2 separate regions of the Homo sapiens genome follow, and region 1 is linked to region 2. Evidence: read pairs that join two places in POLR2A ChIA-PET (ENCODE). Cell type or tissue: A673. All regions are shown on one strand.

Evidence for each region. Peaks named below come from ENCODE experiments on the same cell type or tissue, not always from the same donor. Only the 100,000 strongest peaks of a DNase experiment are listed, where the experiment ranks them.
Region 1: POLR2A ChIA-PET joins it to region 2 with 6 read pairs; 2 of 35 experiments call an interaction of 5 or more read pairs at or near these places.

The regions. Positions count from the first base shown.
Region 1 is chr15:73,316,634-73,320,633 of GRCh38, forward strand. It overlaps HCN4 (hyperpolarization activated cyclic nucleotide gated potassium channel 4), which reads right to left. Exons shown (of 8, transcript NM_005477.3): 8 at 3,226-4,000. Among named protein-coding and RNA genes, the nearest start is that of MIR12135, 19 kb to the left of the region's middle. RefSeq lists a silencer at 2,338-2,387. In A673, no CTCF peak of the experiment used is centred here; a DNase peak (open chromatin) is centred at 2,288.
Region 2 is chr15:73,034,725-73,038,724 of GRCh38, forward strand. No RefSeq gene overlaps it. Among named protein-coding and RNA genes, the nearest start is that of NEO1, 16 kb to the right of the region's middle. In A673, no CTCF peak of the experiment used is centred here; no DNase peak of the experiment used is centred here.

The DNA.
Region 1 (4,000 bases), 280 kb after region 2:
GCAATTCTCATACTCTGCAGGTGGGAGTGGAAATTGTTAGAACCACTTAAAACAGCTTGGCATTATCTTGTAAAGTGAAGATTAATTTACTCTGTGAGTCAGTTATTCCACTCCTAGATACAGAGCCTAGAGATCCTCTTACCATGTTTTTCAGGAGCCACAAACAAGAACATTTGTCGCAGCAGTCCTGTTAATCACAGGAATGAAAACTGACTGAAATGTCTATGTTCGGAAGAACACATATGTAAATGGTGGACGATTCATATACTGGAATGCTATACAGCAATGAAAACGAACTATCCATGCATTGACAGGATCTCAAAATTACAGTATTGAATGAAAAAAACCCAAATTATTAAAGAATGCATGCAGCATACCATTTATGCAAAGTTTTAAAATTACAAATATATTCAGTGGTGTATGAAGATGGTGGGTATGGCCCACCCCTAATGCAGGTAATAAAAAGGCCCACTGTTTGTAAAGAAAAGAATAATAAAACTGACCAAAATCTGATTTTTATTGTCACCATACATCAGCAATTCTGGACAATATTATTGATAAAAATTCTTGCCACAAAGGCAGCTACTTCCAATCTCCACTCCCCACCTTGGTGTGCAACTGAATACATTCTTTAGAGTCATTTGTTTCTATAGAAAGAGTATCATGAAAAGTAATGATAAAATTCAGGTGAGAGGTTTTCCTTGGAGGGAGGGAGAGGGACACACTTGGGCAACAGCATAGATGCCTTCAAAGGTATTCCTTATGCTCCATTCCTTATGTTCCATTCCTTAAACTGAGTGATTGGTACATAGCTGTTGATATTATTTTTTATATCTGATTTACATAATGTATCTCTTCAGTAGGTACGAAATATTCCACCCTCAAGAGAAAGAAAATTAAAGCAGCAAAATCAACAAGGGGTGCAGGTGGAGGAGAAGGCATGCTTTGTAGTGCACTGGAAGCTGCAAACCCAAGAAAGAATAAAAGGGCCGTGGTCAGTCAGAAGAGAATGAGGGACCCTGGAGCAGCTGCCCAGGCCGAGGCTCAGGGCATGCGGGGGCCTGAATTGGGGTAGGGGAACTCTGGGAAGCTTTTGCTTCCAGGCTGGGGAAGCCACAGGCCTAGGTGAGGTTAACCCCAGGAAGTGCATCTGGAGTGAGAAGACGGGGGACAAGGCCAGAGGCCCAGGGAGCACCAACCTTTTGGGAGAAAGAAGAGCCCTTCAAGCTGAGGCTGAGCTTGAGAAAGGTGAAGCAGTGAGCAGAGGATGGGGTCCCATGTGCTGAGGAGGGCCTGGTGGAGGAGGTCACACCCTGCTAAGAGGACAGCAGGACGCCGGCTGGGAAGGAGGCCCTGGATTTCACAATGTGGGCAGGTGAATTCATCAGAAATTGTCAGAGCCATGCGGTGGAGGAGGAAATGAGGACAGGGAGGGGACACAGCTCTCCGGTGGGAAGAGTGAGGAGTAGCGGCTGGGAAGAGACGTGGAGTCCAGGTAGGGATCTTACGCATCTTTCAATTGTCCCTTAAAAATCCCAGTCGGGTTTAGCCCCACTAGGGAGAAAAAGTGCCTTCAGGCCTTCCCACAGCGCCAGCAGCACGAGCACAGCAGGTGTCCCTTGGGGCTGACGCATAGGGTGCTCATGGTGGGGTGGAGGAGCTGTCTGCCCCTGTGCTGGGAGCATTCTATCACTGACACTGTCTGAATTGCTGGTACATGGTGATCAGAGGAAGCAAACTGACATTTAGTCACTTTTACCGTCTTTTTAAAATTCTCTACAGTTAACACACCCTTTGTTGCCTGCACCAGGGACAGACAGCTCCTACCGCCAGCCCTTGCTAAGGCTCTAGTGGGACGAGACCAGATTGAGTCCCCGGCACCTGGGTGTGCAGCCCCGCTCCTTTCTTCTAGCTGACAGGGCTGGCAAATTCCTGCCTCTCTGAGCCCCTTTCCCTTTGGCTCACTGTAACTGAGGGAAATTCTGACCTCTGGGGTGGTTGGGCAGATGACAGCAAAGGAAAGACCCAGGGCCTACCGCACAGGAGGTACTTACTAGCTGTCCTTCCCGCATCAGGGAACAGAGGAGACAGTGACTGAGGACCCCGCAGCGAATGCCCCACCCACACAGGCTTCCTCTCAGCGGGGCCTGTCCCCACTGCTTCCCCACAGCCCCAGAGGCCAGGCCTCAGCCATTCAGACGCGGGGGAGGTGATCGCAGCACAGGGCCGCGCCCTGCCTCTGCCGCTCCGGGGGTCCCCAAGGAAGCACCAACGCCTGGCCGCAGGGGGCAGTTGTCATGGGGACGCCAGGGCCCGCTGAGCTGCCTCCTTAGCAACGGGACTCCCCGGCCAGTTGCCATGGAAACAGCATCCCCTGGCAAGCGGTGATGGGGAACGGCTGGGTTTCCTGCCCTTTTCCGAGGACTTTCCCCTCCTAGGGCGGGAGACACGGCACTCCCTATACCGGCGGGAGCCGCGAGGACTTGGTTTTTCCAGTCGCCCGTCGCCACCCCAGGAGGGGGCCTCTGCCCGACCCCGCGAAGTCCCAGGGCCCGGAGGAACCCTCTGGAGACAGGGGTGGGGAAGGGGGTCACCCGGGGACCAGGCCTAGCCCCGAACAGGCACAGCAGTGGGAAGTCCGTGCCCTGCCTCCTTCCAGAGGCCCCACATGCTGCCTCTGCCCTCGGGCCCCCACCAACCCACACAGGAGCCCAGCGCTGTTCCCCCACCCCTCGGCCACCCTCTGATGCCCTCCCCCTTGCCCAGTCACCTTGTGTCTCCAGCCACCCTCCCACTTCTGAGAGCTTACCTAAGACGGCATCCCCCTCTATCTAGCTGGATGGAGCCCAGGTGCACATTCACCACCCTCCTCCTCAGCCAGCCCTGGCAGTAGGGGGTGGGAAGGGTCTCACACCTCCCCCACTCCTGCGTTTCTCCCCTCCACTAGCAAAGCACACATGCCCACTCGCTCTCACCCTCCTCAATGATTCTCACCAGTCCATAAGCACGTGCACACCTGTGTCCATAGCCAGGCCTTGCACATCCCCCGTGCACACCTCTATGCACAGAACACAGCTCCATGCTCTTGCAGGCATAGGTTTGCACATACACAAGTGCCCTCTGGGCCATGTCCCCTGCCTTCCACACCCGAGTTCCCAAGACTCCAGGATTTCCCAATGACCTCACCCCCACCCCTATCCCTGGCCCCTAGAAGAAGGTAGCATCTGCTGGAATTTTTTTTATTTAAATAAAATATACAATACGGCGCATTTACCGGTTTCTGTTTTAAAAGTGGATTTGAAAATTCCTTGTAGGTGACTGGGTGTGGGAGGGCCCATTGCCTGCACCTGTCTGTCCCAGTCTCTGCAGAGTGGCCAGGTTGGGTCAGAGCTATTATAAAATGCATGTGTGTGTAAGTAGAGAAGAGGGTGGTTAGGCCAGGCTCTGATGGCAAGGGGGCTCCTCATGGCCCTGGACCCTCCACCTTCACCCCTGCTGCCTCCAGGACAAGACTGTGGGTTTGGATCAAGTCCTGCTGCCTCTCAGAGCTGCCTTCCTTAAGGGGAAGGGGTGTGTGCAGAACTCAGGTTGAGGCTAAGTCCTTCCAGTTCTCAGAACTCCTGAGCCAGCACAGTAGAGACCAGTACTAGGCGGCGTCTAGTCTTTACCTAAGATCCCAGGAACCTTCACCCACTTCTCTCCTGGAGTACTGCCTCCCACTCCCTGCAGCCCATCTATGGAGAAATCGGTTTGTCTCACATCCCAGGATAGCTCAAGGCAAAACCCGATCTTGCCAACATTCTGGCTTGGAGCATGGAAGGTTCTGGATGGATAATGTGGGACCAGCCCTTCTCATTACTTGGGGATTGCAGCCATACCTGCTCTGGCCCTATAGGCAGGGGCAGACCCCTGACCTTGGCTCTGGCAAGATCCCATCTGGGAGGAGGGAGGATGGTGCCTCCAAAGGCATCTGAGCTGCTTTCTCGTTCCCGCAATCTGG
Region 2 (4,000 bases):
AAGACTATCAATAATTACCATAGTTCTTGTATCCCGGTGTTGGGAGGAAAAGAATAAAGAAGAAAGAGAAGTCTGGCTCAGTTTGAGAAGGCTGTTTTGTTCTGATAATTTTCTTTTGTGTAACAACCACTTTTCTTTTGGCAATCACTTTAAAAAATCTAAATACTTAAATTAAACTCCATTATTTTATCCAGAGATGAGGCTTTGAATTAGGGAGGAAACTGAGCCATTTGAGTGTCCCTCTATTTACTGTGCTCAGCCAAACTCTGCATTCAGAAGTAAAGATAAGAGAAAGTTCTTACTAATTCATATGAATGCCCCAGAAATTAGAGGAGGGCAGTCCTTTGGCCTTGCTAACAATTCTTAATCTCCACACAGTTATAACCAGCCACCTATTTTTAAAATGCTGTTCCCAAGAAGAACCCTGGTGCGATAGGTGGCTGGACTTGTTTTAGAGACCAGATATTTGCAATACAAAGTCTGAGAAGAATCAAGTCTTGCACCAACTATAGCATACCTCACTGGTACTGATAATTTATGATATTCTTGGAGAAACAGGAGATTAACATAAAAGGATAAATTGTGGCATGCCAAGTACCAAACAAGTGTGCATTATGTAAAATCGTACATCTTTTTATTCACAAAGCTCTTGTGCCAGAGTTTTGAGATTTGGTGAACAAGACCACATTAACTTGAATTCATCCATCCATTCAACCATCTGTCAGTGTGTCCATCTGCCCAGCAAACATTATACCACTGCCTATGGTGCCAGCCCTCAGAGTTACTGAGACAAATAAGGCATGGTCCCCGTCCTGGTGGGGGAGTCAGACTTGCAAATCATAATACCTCAATAAGTGAAATCACAGAAGTATGTTCAAGGTGGACAGGTAATCAAAAAGGAGGGAGCAGTTGAAATATGAAAGAAAGATTGCAATTTACCAGGCATGTGCATTCTAATCAGAAGGCACAGCTTGAGCAAAGCATGGAGGCATGACAAAGCACAGGGTATCCAAGGAGCTAGAAGCCGTGTGATATTGCTGCGGGGGTTTGAGTGGCAGTGATAAGAGATGAGCCCAGAGAAATAGGTGCAAGCTAGAGAAAGTCAAACCTCATAGGCCATGTTTAGACATTTCTCTGTAGACAATAGGCAACACTGGTGGGATTTCAGGAGGGCATGTGTTTAGAATAATTTCTGTGATGGCAATGAGGAAAACTATGATGCATAGAGGAGGAAAGTGAGAAAAGTATAGAAAACCCAAAGGGGCAAGTTGTCACTGTGTTCACCAGGCTTTTTAAAGCTTTGATCCTATTTCAGCCTTTGTATTTCCAGACTGGGAAATGCCAATGTGAGACAACTTAGTGTTTGCAATATCACGGATCTCATAGAAACTAATATTATTTTTAATAGTATATTAGGGGTCAAGCATAGTATGGAGTCTGCTTGTGGCCAAGAGGCCTGGGGACTCCAGCTATCCCAGGCCCCACTCAACCAGTGCAAGGCTTGAGGGAATCAGTAGCTCAGCTCTACCTGTAACCCAATGGAGCTGCCCCTTGTGCCTCGATGCTACTCAGAGTCTATCTACATTGGAAACGAATGAAGTAGTAATAAATAAGCTCAACCAGGGTAGATCTGGAATCCAAACTCCAATTACAAGGTTTTTCCCTCCTAATCTAACCACGCTGCCTCTTCAAGCTGTGCTTCAGGAGAATTACTCTCTTGGGGCATAGGAAAATTCATAGTTTATAAAAGCTAAACAAGGAAGCTGGGGATATTCAGAGCTGACCTCCTAGAAGATAATCATGTTCTCTTATTCTATCAAAGTCAGAAGAAGAAAAATGAATCGTGTGGTTCACAGGTTATTTTCCATGTTGATTAGCTCCATATCATTATTCATAGTTGATAAAGTATCTCTGTCATCCGATGTATATAGACACAGGAGTTTTTGGATAAACTATGAAAGAAACTAGTGAGTGAGTGATAAAGCTAGTAACAAAAAAGAAGAGTCCAGTTCTTCTGAGTTACAGCTGACTGTACTAACCGTGGTTACTTTTTCTTTCAGAGTTTTTGGCCAATAATGTTATTTTTAATTTGCTATTTGGCCTATGAATAATTCATTTAAAAGAAAATCTCAATATCTTTTGAGCTTATTTTAGTGTCCTTATTTTAGGGCATTGATTAAAATATCAGTCTGTTTAGCATATCAGCATGCTGCCTGTCAGTCTTCAGGAAAATTTCTTCTCTCTCTGGGCTGTTACACAGTTCTGGTGGATTTGTTGTATTGTATCACATTGCATTATGTTAAAATATTTCCTTCTTGCCATTAACTTTACAATCTGGCTGGGTGTGGTGGCTCGGGCCTGTAATCCTAGCACTTTGGGAGGCCGGGGCAGGAGAATCGCTTGAGCCCAGGAGCTTGAGACCAGGCTGGGCAACATGGAGAGACCTCATCTCTACAAAAAGTAAAAAATTAGTGGGGCATGGTAGCACGCACCTGTAGTCCTAGATACTTAAGAAGCTGAGGTGGGAAGATCACTTGACCCTGGGAGGTAGAGGCTGCAATGAGTTGTGATTGTGCCACTGCACTCCAGCCTGGGCAACAGAGTGAGATCCTGTCTCAAAACAGACAACAAACAAACAAAAAACCCTGAAAACATCAAGACAAAAAGTTACAATCCACTTATTAAAAGCACATTCTAATTTTTTCCTTAATATTTGTTTCATTGTGATTAAAATAGCTAAACTGACAGTTTTGAAGTTATGTCAAGTTGGCAGAAACAGTAAAAGTTATTTTTCCTCAACTTCATTTCTGTCTTCAAAGCACCACATCTAGGACTAAGAAAGAAATGTGTGCTGTTGGTAACATTCTACTTCTTAGTTGTCCTGCTGATACTGCCAACACAGTAGCCAAACAACTGTAATAATTTCTGGAAGGCATCTGTGACCTTGACACTTGGCCCATTATGAACGGCACCAAACCCCTCCAACCATTTCCTATAGGTCTGAAAGCTGCTGTCAGGCAATAAAAGCTTTCAATTGTTACTGACTTGGGTTAGACTCATGTTCTACTTATAAATTTCCATTTAGTGTTTCTATTGGTGTTTGAATCAGGGAAAAGGTTTATTTGAAATCTTAAAATTCATTCCGTATTTCTTTCAATCAATATAAATCAAAAGCAGTCTCAGAAAATTGTCAATAAGTCTGGCCAAGTCAGAAGTAAATGTCAAGTCTTCTGAAGGTTGCATTTTCTCAAGGAAGCACTATTCAAGCATATTTGTTAGCTCAATTAGTCTTGATTTAGTAGCTCCATCAGTGAGCTAAGGCCTCTGGCACTAGCAGAGTAATTTGATTTCTAAGGTGTCAGTAAGAGACTAAAAACTATCCAAAATGGTAAATCCATGTCCTGAAAGCAGACGTACAGATCTTGACATTCTTGGCGGCATAGCAGTCAGGGAAACGTGATGATCTTTGACACTGTCTTCATCTGGGATCAGTGCCCCTCAATGTCACATGCCTGGGAACTCTGATTTTGACCATCAGTTCCCGGAGAGTGCTGGGAGGTGACAGGATGGATGTTCCTTTTGGAATGTCAGTTCCCTGAAGTGATCCTTTTACTTCTTTCACTGTCTTTAGTGGCAAAATGTACACGCTGACAGCCCTGAAGACAGCACTGCAGGGCATGTTTTAGAAAAGGAGAATGTTATTGTCAAAGCCTATCAATCTGGTCTCTTTTCCCCCTCACTTCATCCAGAGGCCACAAAACTAACTTTCTGCTGCTCAGACACGTACTTTGAGAAAGTGTAGTCACATTGTAACTGGGGCTACTTAGGACCTCAATCCAGTTGGGGAAGGGTGGCTTGCATCATCTAGGTGAGGGGTGAAGAGAACGGGACCAAGATAACCTAAACCACTGTATTATATCCTTCCCTCTCTTAACTCCCTGCTGAACTGATCTGACCAGTGTAACATACAAATTAATTATTTATCACCTCCAGGAATTAG